Regions from separate parts of the Homo sapiens genome. Here regions 2 and 3 are each linked to region 1. The links are chromatin loops, found by intact Hi-C in ENCODE. Cell type or tissue: PC-3. All regions are shown on one strand.

Region 1 (8,000 bases):
TTTATGTCTCTTACATTTATGTTTCTATTACTTACCTTTAAATGGTGAGAGTTCTATTGAGTTAGTCTGTTATTTGTGCAAGAACAGTATAAGTGTATTCTTTTTATTTTCCTCCCTCTTCTATTGCCCTTTGTTTTGGCTATATCCCTAGAACTTTAACTAGAGGAATGAATATCAAATTATTATTTTGGTGTGAAATTAGCAGCATATGGGGTGGGAGATCCCAAGTTATATGCCAAGTGAAGAGAACACAGAGATCTACCATGGATACTTTAGGTATTGCTTCTACCTGAACGTTTTAGACAAAAGTCAGTTGTCATGGTTTTGTGGATGGAGATATAGTTTGGTAGGCTAACTCCATCTTCCACCACGATCACCCACACTTTTCTGAGAGGAAATAGTACATTATCAGAATTAATCCATTTGAGGCTGGCAACATTTTCTCAAATGATTCACACAGAGTAATTTCAAACTAAACTGATGGTTCCAGTCATATGGACATGTTCAGGAAAAAGCCAGAAGATTCGTTTTCAGGAATTCCAGCATTATTATTTTCTAAGGAATGGGGTCAAAGCCACATTAATAGGAAAATTATAACCCCCTCATATGATGCTAGATTGTGTTGTCTTGGAAAGAAAATTAAGACTCATGATGGTGAGTTGCCCTTTTCCTTAGATAAATCAGGTAGAAAATGGCAGCAGCCTTCACTGATTAAGAGACCAATCTGGAATCAGAGCCCTCACTACCTTTACCCCACTTACAACACCAGAACCCACAGTATTCCCTTGCCAAACTCCTGTGTTTCTCTGGCAATATGCAGACCAAGGAAAACTGAAGAAAATACGTGGGGACCCTAGATGGTGGAGGATTGCATAGGGTCTGCAGGAGGAAGGTCAGGATTTGAACAGATAGAGTTCAGAAACAAGGGACAACTATATGAAAGCCTAAATCCGAGGACTTTCCGTGCTTCTTCTCTCTCTTGTGTGGTATAAGAAAAAGAATGAGATAAAGTCGTCACAACTCCTGGGTTCTTGTATTTTGCAATCACTGGGAATGCTTACTTAACTTTTCTATAAAAATAACTGCTTAAATTGCCACTATAGTTCAATGTTTATTTAGTCTGGAAACATGGAGTGGTGGTCCTTAGAAAGGCTGCCAGGCCAAATTAGTGCTGAGAGGGCACGTTTTATTCATAGTGGCCCTCCAGGGTCTAATCAGGAGACAGAAAATATACCAGTTATTTGAATAGAAACAGCTTAATATAAACAATAGTTATATAGCTATGAAGGTGTTAACTATGAAATGGTAAAAAGAGAACTCTAACAAATCATGGAAAAAGCAACTTCAGGAAGCAAGTATCACACTCAAGCCTGAGGGATCAAAGAGAGCAAGGAGAAAAACTTGAAACAGAAAAGGGCACTGTGGTCCTGAAACCCCAGCCTCCCAGGAGCAGACACCAGCTAGTTGATACTGGTGTCAGTGGTGGCGGTTGAAGTGGCTGGTGGTGGTCCTGAGGCTGGTTCTGCAAGTGGTGAAAAAGTGCAACCTGGATTCTGCTGCTGCTACAGAAAAAAATGCTACAGGAGTTAAAAAAAAAAAAAACGACCAAAAAACACAACAAACAAACAACAACAACAACAACAACAAAAACTGCAGCAGGAATAGTTTTTAATAGAACCACAAGCAGATGGGAAGCCATAAAGCAGCAAACAGGAAAAAGCTGTCCCTCCTTCCTCTCCAGCTTTGCAGTCCTCCTCTCGAGCCCCCTGCTGGAAGACCCTACCACAGAACAGCCTGGGGAAGCAAAAATGAAGTTTGGTAGAGTTCTCACCACACCATCACAAAGAGAGTAGGGTGGAGCTAACAGACAATATCTGGCACAAGGATTTAAAACAGGGCAACAGAAAATATGTCTAAAAGTGTTTGTGCCATTGATGATGCATCTAAAGGAAAATGGTAGCTTCTTAATGAACACACGTTCCTTGCCTCCCAAACACTTAGCTAATCAGCTCTCTTTCCTGTCAACGCCGCCATTTACCAAGGCACTATTAGAGAATAATCCTTGAATCTTTTATTTTTTCATACCTTGTGCTCAATTAATTAGCAACTTGTGTCAGTTCTGCCACTTAACTTGTACACGTTCAGTCACTAACCCAATTTAAGCACACATCATTTTTCACATAGTCTAAAGCAACACCCTTCTAAATGGTATTTCTGTCTCTAGTTTCATCTCCCTTTAGTGAATCTCAACCCTAGCAGCATAATAGTATCATCTGAGAAACTTTTAAAGTATCTCATTTCCAAGGACCCTGATTTAATTTGTTTGGACTGAGGTCTAGGGATTAGCACTTTTAAAGCTCCTTGGGCAGTTCTAAAGTGCAGCCAGCTTTGACAGCTATTATTTTAGTCTATCCTCCCCATTAGTGTCAAATCATTTTATTATTTTTTTGTGGTGTGCAAATCCAGTAACCTTGGTTCATTACCCAGAATTCCTCAATAATTATCCATATAAACATACAATGTAGATAAATGACAAGCCCGTGGTTCTTCTTGGTCAGTGTTCCACATACCTCTCCAACGCCTGTTAATTCTCCTCCCAGCCACTCTCACTGAACTGGAAGTTTCCAACTTCATTTTCCAACAGCATTGAGCTACTTGCAATTTCCTGAACAAAGGATACTGTCACCTATTCATGCATATGCATATTTTATTCTCTCCCAGGAAAAGAACCTCTCTCAAATGACAGCAAACTTGAAACATAGTTTAAAAAAAAAACATAATGTACTGGTAATGTTTTTAAAGCACTGTTCAAAACTAAATACTTCTTATGATATCAATTATATGAAAAGAATGTGAATACATAGAAAAAAAGTTGCAGGAAATTTATTAAAATGTTCATTGTGGGGCCGGGCACGGTGGCTCATGCCTGTAATCCCAGCACTTTGGGAGGCCAAGGTCAAGAGATCGACTAACTGGCTAACACGGTAAAAACCTGTCTCTACTAAAAATACAAAAATTAGCTGGGCGTGGTGGTGCACACCTGTAGTCCAAGCTACTTGGGAGGCTGAAGCAGGAGAATCACTTGAACCCGGGAGGCGGAGGTTGCAGTGAGTCAAGATCGTGCCACTGCACTCCAGCTTGGGTGACACAGCGAGACTCCATCTCAAAAAAAAAATGTTCATTTTGATTGTCTCTAGGTGGTGGAGTTATAGATTTTGTTTCCTTCTCTATACTTTTCTGTAGTTTAGAAATACATGATATATAAAAATGTATATTTTCCACAATGTTATATATTACACTTCTAAAGAGAAAGAATATGTAACATTGAGAAAAATCATTTACATATTTAAAAAACCACCACATGTACCTCTATATCTTATTTGATACTTGAATTAAGATAGAAGTGTTTGGTTAATAAAATAGGATAGTGGGCTTAGGCAGGAGGATGGCCTCAGGCCAGGAGTTCGATATCAGCCCAGGCAACAGTGAGATCCAGTCTCCATAGAAATTAAAAAAAAAATAGCCGGGCGTTGTGGCACTCACCTGTAGTCCTAGCTAGTTGGGAGGCTGAGATGGGAGGCCGAGGTGGAAAGAAAGACAACTTGGCCTGGGAAGTCGAGGCTGCAGTGAGATGTGCTCGCTCCACTGTATTCCAGCATGGGTGACAGAACGAAATCCTGCCTCTAAGATACAAAAAAAAAAAAAAAAGTTAGCAGGGAATACTAACATACTAACATTTATTTGCTTAAACAAGTTTTTTATACCTGTCCTACACAAAAATGCACTTTTCCTTCAGCCACCAGATGGCAATCTCTTCCCATGTATTGTTCCATTTACAACTTGCTGAAGCACCCTTTCAGGGATTGTGCATAATTTACATAAATATTTTTAATTTTCAACTAGCAAATTAAAATATTTATATTTAGAGCATATTTTAATACACATTAAGAAAATTATGAGTTTTAATTATTTAAAAATCAATTTTCTTATAAACACCTCATGTAGTATCATCTCAAGCAATTCTATCCCACAGGAATTATTCAGTCTAACTGGTGTTGTTGAAGGAAAAGCAAACTGCCATCCTCCTTCCATGTATGCCAACTAACTCCACATTGGCAGAGACCTAAGAATTGGCATTCGTAGTGGGGGAAGGGAGTCAAATTGAACCAAGCTTCCCAAGCTCAGAGCCTGGTAGGAGAGGGATATTCCTGTGGGGAATGTCCTGGTGGCACATATTCTAAATGATTCTAAAATCTTGCCTGCAATAATGTATTCAGGAATATTAATGAATATTCCTAAGAGTTTAGAGGATAATGGCTCTTCCAGCAATATTTTTCTTAAATGGCCATTTTGCACCACTGTTTTTATTTAGGGTATTAGAGGCATCAAAGAAATCTCAAATTCTCTCCAGAGTTTTCTTTTTCTCTATTCCTTTCTTTCCAAAGTCTGATTGCTTGTCAAACATGATTCTTCTTTAAGTTTCACTTTTGTTGGGTGATGACACATCTGCCTGGCATTACATTTCCAATTTATAATAAACAGTACTCAGGGAATTGGTAAATTTGGTAAACTCAGAGCTGTTTTTCTGCTGGATCAGCCAAGGCTTTTGCTTTTGAACACGTGAGGTGCATTTCTAATGTCTAAATTTTAGGCCTGAACATTACATTCAAGAGTGATTACTACACATTAGAGAAGACTATATAAGCATGTAGTAATTTTTCATAATTTTTTTCTGATTACAAAATACATTATCTTTTTAAATTTTTTGCAGTACTCTAAAAGCTCAAGGAAGAAAAGTTGAAATCATTCATAATTTCCCAACCCAGCAAAAGTGTCTGATAAGTGGCTATAAAATTGATTATAAGGATTTGTGTCTAAAAACATCAGTACCTCTGCATTCCCATCATTTTCCATTGTGAAACTTTAATATTTGGAGTTCTGTTACAATTGTGAGTGATTTTAAAGGTAGTAACAGAAAATTCACTGGTTTGGTCTTTAAACTAGATGTCAACCTATATTTTAAAACAAACCAATTTTATTCACATTTTTTGTGTATGTTTGTTTAGGGTTAAACATTTTTCTTAACTTATGTTAGTTAATACCTAGGGCTACAAATAAACTCTGTATCATGAACATGCAGCTATTTGACTGATTGATCTTCCTTAAGATAACAGAAACTCTGAATGCTATTCTTGCTATTCCACACATTTCTGTGAGACCTCAGCAAGTTAATTATCTTCTTTGTGTGCTTAATCCTCTTAGAGCACAGCCCTCATCACTTCTGTATGCTATGCCATTCTATGAGGATGAATGTTTCTCTTTATCCTCTGTATATAGAAATGGATAAAATAGAATTAAATACAAGAACAAGAAGCCTAAGTGTTTGTATCAAGCTAAGAAACATGGGTTCGATATCTGGACAATTCAATGTCTGCTTCAGTCTTTTTGTAGGTTTTAGAGCACAATTTTAATTTGAAAATAAGATTGGAAGTCAATATTCAAATGGTTTTCTTTTTAATTATTTTCCTAATCTATTCAAGCAAACTAACAAACATCAAAATAATACCATCTCTGCCATTAATTGCTACTTGGTGTGAGAATAACATGAATTTCAAAGTAACAAATGAAACTACAGATTTCTTTTCAGAACATTTCATATTAATTCATTAAAAGAACATTTGTGGAACACTGACACAGAGGAATAAGACGCAGTATTTACTTGGAGTCTAGTGAACGAATCAGAGAAATATGCAATTATACTGTACTGAAAAATTATTTATTGAGTGCTACTGTATTCAGGTAATGTTTTAGAGACTGCAGATAAAGCAGTGAACAAAACATACAAAAAAATTTCCACTTCCATGGAGTTTACATTTTAGAGAAGGCAGACAGACAGTAAATAAATAATCAAATAATATATATGGTGTGGCACACGGTGATGAAAGCTGCAGAGAAAAATAACAGGCTATAGGAAGTACCGTTGATAATGTCACATTTTAGCAAAGTCCTGAAGGAAATAAAGAAGGAAGCCATGTGGATATTTGCATGAAGAACATTTCAGGGGAAGATAAGAGCAAAGAGTCCAGCAAGGTTTGAGTGCCATAATCGACCTGGAGACTGGTAGGAGACGAAATGAGAAAGGCAAAGGGGACTAGATCATATAGGTCTTCGTGGGTGTTGTAAGGACTTTGGCTTTTACTTAAAGTGAGATTGTCAGAGGCACTCTCACCAGAGCTACTCCATCTTGAATAGGGGCTAGGTAAAATAGGGCTGAGACCTACTGGGCTGCATTCCCAGGAGGTTAAGGCATTCTTAGTCACAGGATGCAATAAGAGGTCAGCACAAGATACAGGTCATAAGGACCTTGCTGATAAAAACAGTTTGGAGAAAAGAAGCCAGCTAAAACCCACCAAAATCAAGATGGCGACAAAGTGACCTCTGGTCCCCATCATTTCTCATTATACACTAATTATAATGCATTAGCATACTAAAAGCCTCTCCTACCAGCACCATGACAGTTTACAAATGCCATGGCAACATCAGGAAGTTACCCTATATGGTCTAAAAAGGAGAGGAACCCTCAGTTGTGGGATCTGGGAATTGCCCTCCCCTTTCGCAGAAAACTCATGAATAATCCACCCCTTGTTTAGCATATAATCAAGAAATGACCATAAAAATGGGCAACCAGCAGCCCTCGGGGATGTTCTTCCTATGGAGTAGACATTTTTTATTCCCTTACTTTCTTAATAGATTTGCTTTCACTTTATGGACTCGCCCTGAATTCTTTCTTGCTAGAGATCCAAGAACTCTCTCTGCGGGTCTGGATTGGGACCCCTTTCTGGTAACAACATGAGAAGCCAACTAGAGAATTTTGAACAAAAGAGTGAGGTGATCTGACTTTAACATAGGAACCCAGATTAGGAGGATATTAATATTCCTGAGGAGAGAGGATAGAAATCCAGACCAGGGTGGTAGCAGTGGAGGTGTTAAGAGGTGGTCAGATTCTAGGTATGTTTTGAGAGAAAAGCTGACAAAAGATGCTGATGGGTTTGATGTTGGCTGAAAGAGAGTCAAGATTTTTGGTCCAAGGAACATTAGTTTTAATGAAAAATTGAGTTGATACTTTTACACTATGACATAGCCTATGTAATTGCTTTGACACTGAAGTCATAGATTTCTGCCAAAAAGGATTTATTTCCTGTATAAAGCCTAATATATGCCACACTCCATGTCACTGGGGGACTGCCATAACTGTCAATCAGATGAAGAACAAGAAACCCTTGTTCTATAATGATTATCAGGCTTCAATACTATCTCTACCAAGGGCTCCACCAGGTTATTATTTTTTTCTTTTTTTGAGATAGGGTCTCACTGTGTCACCCAGGCTGGAGTGCAGTGGCCTGATCTCAGTTCCCTGCAGCCTACCCATCCCGGGCTCAAGTGATCCTCCCATCTCAGCCTCCTGAATAGCTGGGGTTGTAGGCATGCACCACCAGGCCCAGCTAATTTTTGCAGTTTTGTAGAGACAGGGTTTCACCATGTTGCCCAGGCTGGTCTTGAACTCCTGGACTGAAGCAATTCTCCCTCCTCAGCCTCCCAAAGTACTAGGATTACAGGCGTGAGCCACCGCACCCCACCCCTATCAGATATTTTGGATCTGTTCAAGGCATCATGTTGTTCCCCAGACCCTGAGACATATTTGAGAATGAGGCAAGTAAAAGGCCATCCCCATGTATTACATTACATAAATGTAATTCAAATGTTTGTTTGCATCATTCAAATGGTGCAATGTCCTTGCCGTCTTCTAGTGAGTCAGAGTCTTTCACTACGTAGAGTAAGAGAGGACTGTTGCCTAGGGAATATGATTTGACAGACCCTCCCTGTAGGCAAACCTTGTCTAACCATCCAGATATGATGAGGCCTCACTAACTCGGTTTCAGTCACAGCTCCAGCAGCTGCTTAAGGCTTTCCTTCCTCATGCCATGATTGGTTTGGAAATT
Region 2 (8,000 bases), 320 kb after region 1:
TTGACCCACCCAGACCTGAACTTCTGACATTGCCCCAAACCAGCCTGTCCCATAATCTTTTCCAAGTTAATAAATCAAACCTCTGTCTTTCCAATTGCTCAGGCCGCAAATCTTGCTGTGTCTCTAGGCTGCTTTTACTCATTCATAGACAACATCTAAGTCCATCAGCAGATTTTCTCAGCAACACCTTCAAAATAAATTTTGAATCTGACCACTTTTCATCGCCTCTGTGGCTCCCAGTCTGACCTAAACAAGTATAATCTCTTATCTGGACAGACTCAGTGTTCTCTAAACTTTAAGGTGACCATGTAATTTATCAAAAATGTCCACACGGGAACACTTTTGGGGCAGAAAAGCCTTGCCCCAAATCCTAAAGAGGATTACTGCCTTTTAAATAATCCATAAGAGTTGCAAAGTGGTATTGTCTAAGGCAACAGGGATGTATGGTCATATTACCTAATTGGCTCCTTCCTGCTCTTATCCTTGCCCTGAACAATCTATTATCACCAGAGTGACCCAGTGAAACCCGTTAGGTTATGCGCCTCTGCTTAAAGCATGCAATGGAGAATCATCTCACTCACAGGAAAGTGTCTTTTCAATGACCCTACACGGTCTGTTCCCTTGCTACCTCTCTGCCCTGTATCTATGGCTCTCTACCTTGTTTGTTCCATTGCAGCCACACTGCCTGCCTGACTTTTCCTTGAACTTGCCAGGAACACTATGCTTCCATAGCTGGGCACCTGTGGTTCCTTCTGCCTACAGAATCTCATCCCAGTGATCTCTTTGGTTTACTCCCTCATCTCCTTTAGGCTCTGACTCAAACATCACCTTCACAGTGACACTTACTCTACTCCTCACAAAAATTGCACCCATCCCCCACAGCACTTCCTATCCTCTTTTCCTCTTTCACTTTTCTCCATGACACTTATCACCATTTAACATTCTTATATTTATGTTTATCATCTCCTTTTCTCCATTAGAATGAGGGTTGACATTTTTGTCAGTTTTGTTCATTTCTGTATGCTCAGAACCAAGAATAGTGTGTGGCATATAGTAAATGCTAAGTAAATATTCTCTGATTCACAGGATGAATAATTTTTTAAAAAAGTATAAGACCTTAAGCATTTTATTAGCTTCTTTCTAGCTGACTGGCAGCCTACAGATTTCTATGTATCTATAACCATATTTGAGAGAGACAGAGAGAAAAAGCCTACTATCCCCCAAATACTTAACATTTCAAAGTATTTTGATTTTTTTCTTGTCCATAGCCAAATTATGTTTTAAAGATTTCTAATCTCTATAAAGGTTTGTATGAGTAAGATTAAGAAAATCAAGCCAATGTCCCTAAGACCAAATTCCAAAGAGGAACGGAAAGTCACAAAAGTGGGTATGAGGCTCCTCCCTGTTCTGTTAAATTTTTTAATAGAAAAAATGAAGTTTGAAGGAAAAAGGCCACACCCCAGTCCAGGAATAGAAGCAGCAGATGGATAAAAAGTACGAAATGACTGTTTCTGGACCAAGACCTAGCAATGTATAAAGCGTGTCACATTTCTCTAAGCGCCAGCTTGTTCAAATGAGGACATAGCACTGAATTATCTCCAAAAGCTCTCCTAGCACTAAAGTTATATGATTCCTTATCTCGAACGTGCCCGAACATGTCTGTGGTCAGGATAAAGCATAAGTTTGATGATGGTGGTGTGCAATTCTGTTTTTGTTTTGTTTTGTTTTGTTTTCTCTGACCTCCTTAGCTGTTCCTTTCCACTCTCTCTTTCTGATGCTTCCTGCTAAGCTGAATTTCTAACTGCTGGGGTGGCTCCTCTAGAGTTGATCCAGGGCTTCTCTTTTCTTCCCTGTCTTTACTTACTACTTGGTGATTTCATCCAGACACTTCCAAATTTATATTTCCAGCCCAGAATTCTCCCCTGGCCTTCACATCTGCACCGGGATATCCAATAATCATTTTAAATTTGTTTACATCCAAAGAAGAATCCTTGATTCTTACTTCACCCTAAATGTCCTCCTCCTGTAGTTTTACTAGTCATCTCAATCTCAGTGAATTGCGCCACCATTTGTCCTAGTTGCTCAAGGGTGAAGCCTGGGAGTCATTAATTTCCCTTTCCCTCACTTCGTGTTTCTGCCGTATCAGAAAGTTCTGTGGACACAACCTCCAAAAGAGCTCCTGAATTCTGTCCACTTCTCTTCATCTCCATTACAACCACCGTAGTCAAAGTTACCATCACTCTCTTGCAACTTCTTTGAATTAGAATATAATTTTTAAAGCTGGCACAAATAGCCCCTTAATTAGTTCCCCTACTTTCATTGTTGATACAATAATCCCTTTCTCATTAAGCAACCAGAGGGATTGTTTTAAATGTAAATCGGACTGTTTATTTTAAGTTCTCTAAATGGCCCTTCATTACTCTGAAGATAATATTCCAACTGCATGCCTTAAAAGATCTATACTCAGGCCTGCCTGTTCCCTCTGTCTGGCATCCTCCTTCTTGGCCTTTTTGTGGCTGGTTCTTCTTGTTATTCAGACCATAGCCTCCATGGCTTCCTCAAAGAAAGCTTTGACCACACAGTCATTCTGCACCACATTTCCCTGTTGTAGAGCACTGTACAGCACTATTACCATCTTCCCCTTCACTAGATCATAAGCTCCTTGTGAACAGAAAGTGAAAGTAGCGCTCTGGGTTCATTACCATCACGACTACCACAAGTACTCTGGCATCTGAGTAGTACTTAGAAGGTTCTTAATATATATTAGTTAAATGGATTGATGAATGGATATTCTATTACCAGAGAGCTATTTGTGATGTGTCCAACACGTCTCATTCCTGTTTTTTCTTTCCTTTCTTTTTCTTTTTTTTAAGGTTGGGAAACTGATTATCTTATGTAGACTTAACATGTCCTCTTAAAGTTGGCCCAGGGATCCAGGTTGATTCACCAAGACTAGAAGATAGTAATGACTGACTGTCAAAGGGACCTGTCACCACATACCACCAAAGTTTCGTGAAACTGCTGGCAACCTAAAATTCCTAATGGGATGGTTGGTTCAACATCCTGGGAAAAGCACCATTATTGGTGCATTTCTTTTTATGGATGTTTATTGATGATACAATGTTGAGAATTATTGGCAACTGTTTGAGGGCTCTCTACCCTTGCACATGACACATTAGATTAATTTATATGATACTGGACTCATTGGTAGTTTGGTTTCTTTCTATAGAGGTAGAACCTACCCTCCATGACACAGGAGTCATTCAGAGGCATTCTAAAGAGGCCTCTATTATAGATAAATTGAACTGCAGGTTAGCCCAACCAGTTACGGCCCCAGCTTTAACAATGGCATTCTGATTCAAACATGCTCTGAAAAATCTGTGCCAAAGTTGTATTTTTCTTTAAAGGAGAATGACTATGACTTCTATATATATCAAAATGAATGCTGGGAAGAAACATAAAACAACTAGAATGAAAGTTCTGTAAAAAACACACACAAACACACACAAAACCTGCAATTCAGGTACTACTAAAGCAAGATATTATTTCACTTCTCTGAAAGGTTAAACTTGTTCCGATTAAATATTAACTGCAATACTATGTTCAACTTTGAGGTCCGCAATTTCAATTCATTCAACAGTATCTGTTAAGCAGTTATAGGTGTTCAGGCATTGTGTTATATAAAATGGAAAGGGCTTATATACACAATAACATGATTAGTAGAACAGATCTTTTGACTAAAGGATAAAAACCAACATTATATGTTTTCAAGAAAATAAGAAAGGCACATCATAAAAAGATTGTCTTGTCTACAGAGAGGAATAAGATAGAAACAATATTCCATTTGATATTTAAGATACCAATAAGAAAAAGGTTATTGATCCTAAGGGTTACATTAACTAGAAATAATTTCCATGAAAACTCAACTTTCCTTCTTGTAAAGTTTAAATAAATTTTCCAAGCTGGTTTACATAGTCCATTCTATTATCAGGGAGACATGGAGACTCCAAACATTTTGATAAGTTTGGGAAACTATCATGGTTTTAACTCACAGTCCTATGTAGATACAGTTGTACTAGTTCATGACTTTGACTCATATTCCTGAGGCACCTTCGACCATGATGTCACATAGAAATTTCAGTGAAGTATCCAATAGGCCCACTAAATGCTACTTTGATAAGACCACCTCTGAACTTAAATTTTAAGGGAGACTGAAAAACCAAATGAGTTGGAGAAAGCTGCTAGGACCTGAGAAACACTTAATAGCTTCCTGTATTAGTAAAGCTTGGAAAAAGGAAGACATTGGGAATATGAGCTCAATCTTCAAGTAATTACAGTTACCTGGAAATGAGTTTTTGAACGGCCCTTTACACCCACAGAGGTCAGAGTCAGAGATAATGGCTGGAATTGGTAGACAGGCAACTTTTTTCTTAATAGAAAGATTATGCAAAGTTGGAAGTTGGTGCTCTCCACATTCGTAGAATTTAAGTATAGACCACAAGGGAGGAAGAGCAGATTGCCTTCAGTGCAGGAAAGGTAAGAGACAACCCTTGATCCTCAATTGGGGCACTAGTGCCCCCTTGAGGGTGTTTGAAAGTTTGGAGGAATGTTTTTATTAGTCACAGCAGAGGGAATTAGCTGTTCTTTTGTGGTCAGGACTTAGAAATGCTAGCCGTCCTGGAATTATTAAGAGGACACCAAAAGACAAATTGTCCCATGTCCCACATCCCACATGACTTTCAAATGTCATACCAGAGAAAATCCACCATAAGTGTAAATTGCAAGTACTTTGCTACATAATATTGAAAGTTTTTAAAAAGAAATTAAGTAAAATAATTTAGAAGAAAGTTGTCATGAAAAGGCATATTTAAATCCAATTAAGATAGTATTTAAAATTATAAATTATTCAATATTATAATTTTTACTTCCATAGTGTCTAATCAACACATCACATATTTCCAAATTACCTATACAATTTTAAAGTATTTCAGCACAAAAACTTAGCTTTTGTCTTGGCAAATAGGAGACAAAGAAATTTAAGACTCAGTGACCTATGCATTGAGTTCTGGAGAAATGCAATTACTGGGTAAATTGAGGAAAGATCGTATTTTTTGTTTTTTAGATTTTCTAAAATTTTTCTAAAAGTACATCACTGCCAACAATACTACCCATGGTATTTAAGCTACTAATAAAACAACCACGAATTAGTCTTTACTTACAGCTGCTAATATGAACACATGTAATAACAGAGATGGCTTGAGACTGTTATGAACAAATTCAGACACAAAAATTAGCAGACATCTTAAAAAATGATGTCACTAAATTGCATTAACTATGTGGAAAACACTTTTATTGCCATTAGATAAACTTAATTTTTGAAATATGAAAATTATAAAATCTCTGCTGTGAAAATTACATATTGAAATTATGCATTTAGTTTTGGGTTGCCACTCTTTCGGTCATACTGTCTCTAAAGGTCTATCACACAACTTTGTGTCAATCCATCCTCCATTGTCTGTGGCAGATTTTAGGATACTGTCTTCGAGTTTCCCTATAAGTATCAGAAACTAAATGTATACCGCAATAAATGGTCAATTTTTGAATGTAGAAGATGTGTTTTGTGTTACACAGTCACTTTCCAGTTGTATGCTACACAGTCACTTTCCAGCTGTATGTCATAATATAAAGAATTATTTTGACATTACACTACACAAAAAGATCCAGTTCATTTGCAAGAATGTTAAAGTATCTGTTTTTCCTTATCCACAGCCTATTATTTTTCTTGGCATATTATCTTACAGAATGAATTTGGAAGTATTCCTTCCTATTCAGCTTTTTTGAAAAGTTTGAGCAGGATTGGCATTAGTCCTTCTTTAAATGTCTGGTGAAATTCAGGGGTCAAGCCATCAGGACCTGGGCTTTCTTTGGTAGGAGACTTTATTATGACTTTCATCTCACTGCTCATTATTGGTTCATTAAGGTTTTCTTGTTCTTAATTGTTCAGTCTCATTAGGTGTGTTCAGGAATCTATCCATTTCTTCTAGTTTTCCAATTTGTTGGTTTATAGCTGTTCATAGTAGTCTCTCATGATTCTTTGTATTTATGAGGTCTCTTATTATGCCTACTTTATTGTTTCTGATTTTATTTCTTTGGGTCTTCTCTCTTTTTTTCTCAGTCTAGTTAAAGGTTTGTTGATTTTATCTTTTTAAATAACCAACTTTTTGTTGTGTTGATCTTCTGTATTTATTTTTAGTCTCAATTTCATTTATTTCTGCTCTGACCTTTACATTTCTTTCCTTCTACTAATTTAGTGTTTGGTTTGCTTTTGCTTTTCTAGTTCCTTGAGGTACATCATTAGGTTGTGTATTTGAACTTTCTACTTTTTTATATTAAGGGCATTTATTGCTATAAAATTCCCTCATACTATGGCTTTTGCTATATCCCACAGATTTTGGTATGTTGTATTTTCATTTTCATTTGTCTCAAGAATTTTTAAAATTCCTTTCTTAATTTCTTCATTGACTCATTGGTTGTTCAGGAACATGTTGTTCAATTTCCATGTGTTTGTTTATTTTTTGAGATTTCTCTTGTTACCACTTTCTAGTCTTATTCCATTGTGGTCAGAAAAGATACTTGATATGATATGTACTTTTTGAATTTGTTGAGACCTGTTTTGTGTCCTAAGATATGATATATTCTGGAGAATGTTCCATGTGCAGTGAAAACAATGTGTATTCCATAGCAGTTGGGTGAAATGTTCTTTAAATGTCTATTAGGCCTATCGGGTCTCATGTGTAGTTTAACTCTGTTGTTTCTTTGTTGTTATTCTGTTGGAAGATCTATACGTTACTGAGAGTGGGGTGTTGAAGTCCCCTCCTATCACTGTAATTAAGTCTATCTGTTCCTTTAGATCTATTAATGTTTACTTTATTTACTTAGGAGCTCCAGTGTTGGGTGCATAGATATTTATAATTGTTATATCCTCTTGCTAAACTGATCCCTTTATCATTATATAGTAACCCTCTTTGTCTGTTTTTACAATTCTAGATTTGTGGTCCATTTTATCTAATATAAGCATAGCTACATCTGCTTTTTTGCTTGTTTGTTTTCCAGTTGCATGGAATATCTTTTTCCACCCCTTCACTTTCAGTCCCTGTGTGTCTTTACAGGTGAAGTGGGTTTCTCAAAGGCAGCATATAGTTGGGTCTTATTTCTTTATCCATTCAGCCACACTGTGACTTTTAATTGAGAATTGAGACCATATACATCCAGTGTTATTATTGCTAAGTACGGATTTACTACTGCCGTTTTGTTGCCTGTTTTCAGATTGTTTTGAGAATCCTCTCTTCATATTTTGTGGTTAAGTGATTATTAAGTGTTATGTATTAATTTGTTGCTTTTTATTTTTAATGAACTGATTATATGATTTTGTGCTGTGGTTACCACAAGGCTTATAAAAAATCTTATAGATTTAACAAGTTTATTTATTTATTTGCTTATTTTTAAGATGGGGGTCTTGCTCTGTCATGCAGGCTGGAGTGCAGTGTTACAATCACAGCTCACAGCTCACTGCAGCCTCAATCTCCTGGGCTAAAGTGATCCTCCTGCCTCAGCCTCCCAAGTAGCTGGGACCACAGGCATGTGTCACCATACCCAGCTTTTCTTTTTTTCCTTTTTTTTTTTTTTTAGTAGAGATGAGGTCTTGAATTCCTGGGCTCAAGCGATTCACCAACCTTGACCTCCCAAAGTGCTGGATTACAGGCATGAGCCACCATGCCTGGCCATAACAAGTTACTTTAGAGAGATGACAACTTATCTTAGATCATGAGCAAAAGAATAGAAACAAAAGCAAAACTACCACACCTAAAAATTTAACTTCATCTCTCTCCACCACCCAATTTTGACTTTGTTGCCTCAATTTACATGCTTTACATTACCTATCTCTTAACAGGTTGCTGTAGCTATTATTATTTTTAAAAGATTTGTCTTTTGGGCTTTAT
Region 3 (8,000 bases), 590 kb after region 1:
ACAATAACATGTCTCAGGATCTTTGGGAGCATTCCAGGGGATCAAGAAGATACAGGGCTGAGTTCATGGTTCACATCGATAAATATTGGCTTCCTTCCTCGGCCTCCGTTAGTTTTTCAGAGAAATGAAACTTTGTTTCCTGGTGCGTGCCTAGTGATAAATATATTCTTTATACAAATTTTTAAATTCTGCAATGCTGTAAAGAGACCATCATGCCCACAAGTAACCAGCTTTAGTGAATGAGCTGACTTAACAGGCACAACCTGAACACAGTCTTATGTTTTTCTTCCAACTACTACCTTCGGGTTTGCTCTGTCTTATTTGTCTTCATCCCTTAATGTATCTTGGTGATTCCACAGTTTTCCAGTCCCTTTTAGGTATTATAAGAATATTACGGCCGGGCGCGGTGGCTCACACCTGTAATCCCAACACTTTGGGAGGCCGAGGTGGGTGGATCACGAGGTCAGGAGATCGAGACCATCCTGGCTAACACAGTGAAACCCCGTCTCTACTAAAAATACAAAAAATTAGCGGGGCGTGGTGGCGGGCGCCTGTAGTCCCAGCTACTCGGGAGGCTGAGGCAGGAGAATGGCGTGAACCCGAGAGGCGGAGCTTGCAGTGAGCCAAGATCACGACACTGCACTCCAGCCTGAGTGACAGAGCGAGACTCCGTCTCAAAAAAAAAAAAATATATATATATATATATATTTTTTATATATATAACTAGTTATATATATAGTAGTTATATATTACTATATAAAATTACTAGTTATATGTAATATATACATATATTTTATATATATGCGTTTATATGTATATATATATTTTATGTATATATAAAATTAGTAATTTTTAGGTATTAAAATGCCTCGTCAAATAAAAATAAGACTTTTATCTCCCCTTTAGTTCAAAGCTTTTCTCCTTCTCTCAGCTTAGCCCTACTCATGGCCTGGGGACATGGAGTGGGGAAGGGAATGTGATCAGGGCCACACCTAGCACAAAGGACACCTGAGGATCTTCGGCTCCCAGTTAGGTGGGACAAGAGGGGAATTGGCTGGATTTCAGCAGCTGCTTGGGCCCCCTCACCAGACTCCTTTGTACAGGATGGATGCAGCTGAACGGGATGATGTTTCTGGAAGCTTTTGCTTGTTATTTGTGCCAGCTTTTTCACTTCTATTTCCCCGAATTTTATTTTGCTTCTGTTTCCAGACTGTCCAATAAGAGGCTTGTAGTCTTCTGAACATGGTGATTGGTTTAGGGACTAGTCACATGATTCCGTTAGGGCCAATCAGAACTAATTCTGGGATTTATATTGAAGCACCTTTAAAGATATACTCCTTTTTTTTTTTTCTCCTGCTGTGGTTGCTCAGAAGATGAAGCTACTGCCAATCATTTTGCTACCACAAACAGATACCCTGAAAATAAGATCAGCGCAAATAAAAAGCAGAACTAAGAGAGGAAGAGAGTCTTGACAATATCATATCAATACTCAGATTTATACATGTAGAAGCTAAGCCTCCTTATACTTCCTGATAATATTAGTTCTGGTTAGCACAACTTTCATGGTAGCATTCACTATCATGGAATGGTATTTTATATGGTAAATGTTTGTGTAGATGAGTGTTATATATACTCATCTAATCCTGACAACCACTCTGTTAGGTGTGTATTAATATCTTCCATTCTATAGATGAGAAATGGAGTAATAAGGAGGACACCAAAGTTTGTTCCAAGTCACATAGGTAGTAAGTAGCAGAGCCACGATGAAAACAGAAGTCTCAAGCTATGCTCCTGACCTGACATCATATTGGAGGATTTAACTTGGCTCTACCAATGTTGTTTTGAGTGCACACAGACACAGGACTTAGGAGAGAGATCAGAACTCAATGCAGAGCTGAAGCACTGAGAAAGCTAAAAGCAAAGTCACTCTGGGATAACAGGCAAAGTAAGAACTTGGCATTTTTCAGGTCTATTGGAGAAGGCGAAACCTTATAAAAGTATTGATGACAAAATCTAGAAGCAATTACAATTTTACATACTGAGAATCTTTTACAAATCGTGATAAAGGTTTTGGTACAAGAAAATGGGGTTGCAACACGAACTGGATCAGAACAGCATAGAAAATCTGGAGAAAATTCAATATCACTTTTAAAGCACAGGAAAAAACCCAAATGCAGATTGGCCAGTAACTAACTGAGACATTTTGTCTGCTATCTTATATTTTTACTTGTTCCGGATTTTATATATATATGTGTGCGTGTGTGTGTGTGTGCAGACACATATGTACACACACGTCTGTATAAAATATATATGTGAAAAAAATGCATATATGTATATATGTATAAATATATATATGTTCACACACACACATATATATAGAAAGAGTGAGGTTATGAAGTAAATTGCTCATATATACTATATATTGTATATGAACAATTTGTATATGTATATATACTAAATAAATGACTATAACTCTTATTCCATAATAGGGGTTTGATCTTTGGTCTTTCTCAATATATCACTAACTGGATGTTAGGAAATCCCAAGTTAATGAAATCCTTCTGGTATTGCTATCAAAAGACTGGATTGTTTATTCCTTGCCTGACTTTTGCAGCCTAATTTAAATACTTAATATAAACAATATTGACAGCTAATGGAATGCAATTTCAACAGTTTCTATCATTCTTTAGTAGAAGGGTGTAGGAATGAATTAATTTCCTATCACTGCCACAACGCATTACCACACATCTAGTGGCAAAGAAACAACACAGATGTATTAACTTGCAGTTCTCTAGATTAGGAGTTTGACATGGGTCTCACTGGGTGATATGGTTTGGATCTGTGTCCTCATCAATATCTCATGTTCGATTGCAATCTCCAGTGTTGGAGGTGGAGCCTGGTGGGAGGTGATTGGATCATGGGGGCAGTTTCTCATGAATGGGTTGGTACCATCCCCTCCATGAACCTCCCTGCAACTCTCTTCCTCCTGCTCTAGCCATGTGAGACATGCCTGCTTCCCCTTCGCCTTCCACCATCATTGTTAGTTTCCTGAGACCTCCCCAGAAGTGGAGCAGATGCTGTTACGCTTCCTGTACAGCCTGCAGAAACATGAGCCACTTAAACCTCTTGTTTTCATAAATTACCTAGTCTCAGGCATTTCTTTATAGCAGTGCAATAACGGACTAACATATTGGGCTAAAATCAAAGTGCCCTCAGGGCAGTGTTTCTTTCTGAGAATTATTAGGAAGAATCTGTTTTCTGGCCTTTTCCAGTTTTTAGAGGCTGCCCTCTTCACTCCTGGCCCTCTTTCTCCATCTGCAAAGCCAGCAAAGTCAGGCTGAGCTTCTTCTCATGCTACCACCTCTGGTGCTCTCTCCTGATTCTCTCTTCCACTTTTAAAGATCCTCATGATTACATTGGGCCCACCTCAATAAGCCAGGCTAAACTTTCTATTTTAAGGTCAGCTGATTAGCAACTATAATTTTATCAGCAACCTTAGCCTGACTTTGCTATGTGATATAGCATATTCACACATTCTAGGGGTTAGAATGAGGAAACAAAACATCATAGGTGTTTTTACATTCTGTATTTGCATGAGCTTCAAATACATGAAAATTATGCAGATCAGCTTCTTTATTGTGAATCTAGTTAATATTGTTTACATTTTTAAAAGACTAGTATATAAGATTCCTTAAAATGGTACATTTGATATCAGGTATCCTGGGATCAAATAAAATATTTCTATTATTTTTTATTCATTATTATTTCTATTATTCTACTACTATTATTATTACCTATTATTTCTACCTCAACTCATCCAGTATTAATTATCTTTTAAAAAAATTATAATTTCTTTTAATGAGTTGAACATTGTGATTCATTAATGATATGTTTATTTAACAGTAGGACATGTTTGTGGAAGATGATGTTTGTGTATGTAGTACTTGAATAAATTTTCTCACATGACACATAACATTTGATAAATTAGGAAATAGAATACAGTAGAAAAGATGACTAAATGATGTTATTTTGTAAAAATCGTAGACTTGACCGTTTTCTTTTATAAGCGTCTAATCATTCTCATGCAAAAGAAGAGAAATTCCATTATCCTATCTCTTATTCTAGCTAGAAAGTATACAACAGTGTGACTTCCAGCATAAAACAGATGAAGAAAATAATTGTTGACCAAATACACAAAGATGAAAGGAACATTAAATCTATAAAATCAATTTATTTGTACATTATGCTCAATATTCTTTTTTGCTCATCTATTTAATTCCATATGTATTCATTGAACACAAGGCAAGGCCCTCTTTAGTAATGAGGCACTATTGAGAAAACAGCTCCCAGGCAATAAAAGAGGTGGACATATATAAATGATGCTGATATGAACCAGCTGTGATAAATAGTATGACAGAAGTGGAAATCTTACTAGTGCACAAGCTGCATGAAGGCAGAGGTTTTACTAAACCCAAAGCTAAGAAATATACTCAATGATATGAATAGAATGTGCTATGGGAATATAAACAAGAAAACACAAAATGCCATGAGACAGCAGAGAGAAAAAAGGCTTAGACACCACGATTTTGGAAAGTTTCACACATTCAGAATTTAAGAAAAAATTGAGAATTGAAATGGGTTTCATGCTCCACCCTTGACTTCTAAAAATGTTATTATCCCTCTCTGACACTAGGTGGCACTACAGATGCAGGCATGGGCAGAAACACGTGAAAGATTTGTGCCTACCTACTTATGATGGGATTCTTCTGCCTCCTGCTGCACTTTGCCTGGGGTAGCCAGACTACAGGAAGACAAATGCTGAAAGGAATAATATCAGTGGGGATTTTGTTCAGGAACAGGAATTCTATCCCAAACTTGGATTTTAATCAATATTCCTTTGATTAAAGGTACAATTTTTAAATTAAAAATTTTCAAGACTTTAAGTTTGAATTATAAATCTTATTTTATTTTTACATTTAGTAACTTTGAAAAAATGCTTTTCTGAATTTGATATGTGAGATCAAATTCTTTTTCAAACAACACCATTTTATGTATTTAATAAAATTGCCTTGGATATGTTAAACTACAATGACAACTTTAATACATCTGTATTATCTCAAATGTTTAATTGACTAAGATATATACAGATTTTATTTTAAACACTCAAATACAGATCTAACAACATCTTGCTAAGTACTGAAATTGTAGAAATTGTAAATCAAGTAAATCAGACTTACAAACATAGTAGATCAAATTCTTCTAAGCATTTCCCAATGGCTTGAGGCCCAGACCACACACACAACACATCATGATTCCCTCCCTACTAACTAGACTAAACTGGAAATGATGCTATAGGCTCTTTTGTATGGTCACATTTTTTGTTTCCAGTGAACAGGGGCTTTCTAAAACTCAGTCTTTTCCTCTGAAATTAACTGCTTAATTTTATGTTTGCAATGCTGTGCCTTTCTCCTAGGTAACCTGTCCCTGACATTCAAAGGGGATTTTCCCAGCACTTTGGGAGGCCGAGGCGGGCGGATTGCCTGAGCTCAGGAGTTCGAGCCCAGCCTGGGCAACATGGTGATACTAAAATACAAAAAAAACCCAAAAAATTAGCAGGGTGTGGCACCTGTAATCCCAGCTACTCGGGAGGCTGAGGTAGGAGAATTGCTTGAACCCAGGAGGCGGAGATTGCGGTGAGCCGAGATCATGCCACTGCACTCCAGCCTGGGTGACATAGCAAGACTCTATCTCCATTAAAAAAAAAAAAAGGAGGGGGGTGATTTTCAGGTCCTGGTGCTTATAATCCCTTTTCTATAATTATTGTGTTATCTCTTCATATAGGCCTAGTGTGTGGTGATGGAATTTAGAACTCCTTCCTTAGGTTGGTTACATCCCTTTTTACTTTCATTGTATATGTGCCTCACTCATCCACACTTTACGGACGTTTAATTAATACAAGCCTATAACTTCCCTTTTATCCTAGAGCAAGGGAAGCAAAACTGTGTCTCAAATAGACTTCCCAGCACTGGACACCAGAGTCAAGAGGCACAGGTTTGAGCCTTTGATCAAAATGGTGCCAGACATCCAAGTCTCAGCAGTTGATCCTGAAATATGGTGAACTCTTCCAGCTTTGAACTCACTTCTGCTTTCACATGTTGTCTGCCCACCATGACCAAAAGTATCAGACATTTTTGTCTGGTACCAACAGCATCAGAGACTATCAGAGATCATATTCACTCAACCCTGTAATTCTACACAGAAGGGATCTGTGGTTTCTCTGTTGACCTGGTGGGCAGTGGTGGAGTTAGGACTAGAACTCAAGTATTATTTTCTTTCTCTGCAACTCCACTTGTATGAGATGCTGGTTTATAGGGACAACTTTTGTCTTATGTAGTTATAGAATATTAAAGAGTCATTTTGTCTAATCCACTTATTACGTAAAAGAAGAATCAATTGCCCCAAGAAGAATCAATTGGCATAGCTAGTGACCTTAGGGAATGACTTGATTTTGTGAGCTTTAATGATAGCTGCTATTTATTGAAAAAGTACCATGTACTAGAAATGTAACTGCTGTTTTCCATGTATAGCAATAATATTGTGAAAAAGGTATTATTGACTAATTAACAGATTAAGTAATTGAGACAAAAAGTTAGTTAACTTCTTTAAGGTAAGAAAAGAGATGAGGAGTCCAGGCGCGGTGCCTCCCACCTGTAATCTCAGCACTCTGGGAGGCTGAGGCGGGTGGATCATCTGAGGTCAGGAGTTCAAGACCAGCCTGGCTAACATGGTGAAACCCTCTCTCTACTAAAAATACAAAAATTAGTCAGGTGTGATGGTGCACAGCGCCTGTAATCCCAGCTACTCGGGAGGCCAAGGCAGGCAAATTGCTTGAACCCAGGAGGCAGAGGCTGCAGTGAACCCAGCATGCCACTCCAGCCTGGGTGACAGAGCAAGACTCTGGGGAATAAAGATGAGGAATTAAACTAGCGTTAACTCTTCTGAACTTGAAAGCCTCTCTATTATTAGCATTTTTGTTTAGTTTTAGTTTAGCTGGATTTTTTAAAAATATAGGACTTATCAGGAGTTTATTACCAAATTGTTATGGAAGTTATTTATAATCTCTTATCTAGGTAGTTTACTGATTTTTAAGTCAAATTTCAATTGACTGTCTGATATGGTTTGGCTCTGTGTGTCCCAACCCAATTCTTCATGTTGAATTGTAATCCCCATGTGTTGGAGGAGGAGCTTGGTGGGAGGTGATTGGATCATGGCGGGGGGGCCTCCCCCTTGCTGTTTTTGTGATAGAGTTCTCATGTGATCTAGTTGTTTAAAAGTGTGTAGCACTTCCCGCTTCACTCTCTCTGTCTCTTGCTGCCATATGAAGATGTGCCTGCTTCCCCTTCGCTTGCAGCTGTGATTGTAAGTTTCCTGAGGCCTCCCCAGCCATGCCTTCTGTATAGCCTGTGAAACTGTGAGTCAGTTAAACCTCTTTTTTTTTAATAAATTACCCAGTTTTGGGTAGTTCTTTATAGCAGCATGAGAATGGGCTAATAAACTGTCGTTCAATAATTTATATGACATAGGCCCCTGGATGGGGTCCTACAACAATGGCTTCTATTTATCTACAAGTAGACAGAGTGAGAAATAATTTTTATGTTCTAAGATTTCTGGAATACATCTTAGGATGTAGCCTCTGCATCTAATGGCATGTGGTGTAGGAGTCCATAGATAGGTAATCCTGGGCTGATGCAAGTGTTCAGCAATGCTTATTGGGATTTGGGTTTGGTCCAAGTTCTGCTCCACAATCCATGATATGTTTGCTTTAGTCCCCATGCTTGCTGCATCACACCTGCCAACATCTCCACAACATTCTGTACAAGCAGAAAAGATCCCTTTGTGTCAAGAAAGCAAAAGTTTTCCAAGCAGCCCTACCCAGCAGACTTCCACTTTTGTCTCTCCCCACTTCCATAGAGGCTCCTTAAGTTACTAGGGGGAAGAGA

Evidence for each region. Peaks named below come from ENCODE experiments on the same cell type or tissue, not always from the same donor. Only the 100,000 strongest peaks of a DNase experiment are listed, where the experiment ranks them.
Region 2: it touches region 1 in a loop (10-fold over the local background); 42 of 110 quality-filtered maps call a loop at or near these places.
Region 3: a loop joins it to region 1, with 6 times the contacts of the local background. A loop is called at or near these places in 78 of 110 quality-filtered maps.

The regions. Positions count from the first base shown.
Region 1 is chr12:15,852,360-15,860,359 of GRCh38, reverse strand. All of the region lies in intron 2 of LOC102724146 (a long non-coding RNA gene), which reads left to right. Among named protein-coding and RNA genes, the nearest start is that of STRAP, 26 kb to the left of the region's middle. In PC-3, CTCF peaks have their summits at 1,784 (motif pointing left) and 3,787 (motif pointing right); a DNase peak (open chromatin) is centred at 3,809; H3K4me3 peaks cover 633 bases; H3K27ac peaks cover 1,211 bases.
Region 2 is chr12:15,529,155-15,537,154 of GRCh38, reverse strand. The region is part of intron 12 of PTPRO (protein tyrosine phosphatase receptor type O); the gene reads right to left. Among named protein-coding and RNA genes, the nearest start is that of PTPRO, 210 kb to the right of the region's middle. RefSeq lists enhancers at 993-2,192, 2,608-2,697. In PC-3, CTCF peaks have their summits at 4,372 and 4,579 (motif pointing left); a DNase peak (open chromatin) is centred at 4,584.
Region 3 is chr12:15,265,836-15,273,835 of GRCh38, reverse strand. LOC105369673 (a long non-coding RNA gene) reads left to right here. Exons shown (of 3, transcript XR_007063224.1): 3 at 4,694-4,897. Among named protein-coding and RNA genes, the nearest start is that of RERG, 48 kb to the right of the region's middle. In PC-3, CTCF peaks have their summits at 4,511 and 4,714 (motif pointing right); a DNase peak (open chromatin) is centred at 4,725; H3K27ac peaks cover 49 bases.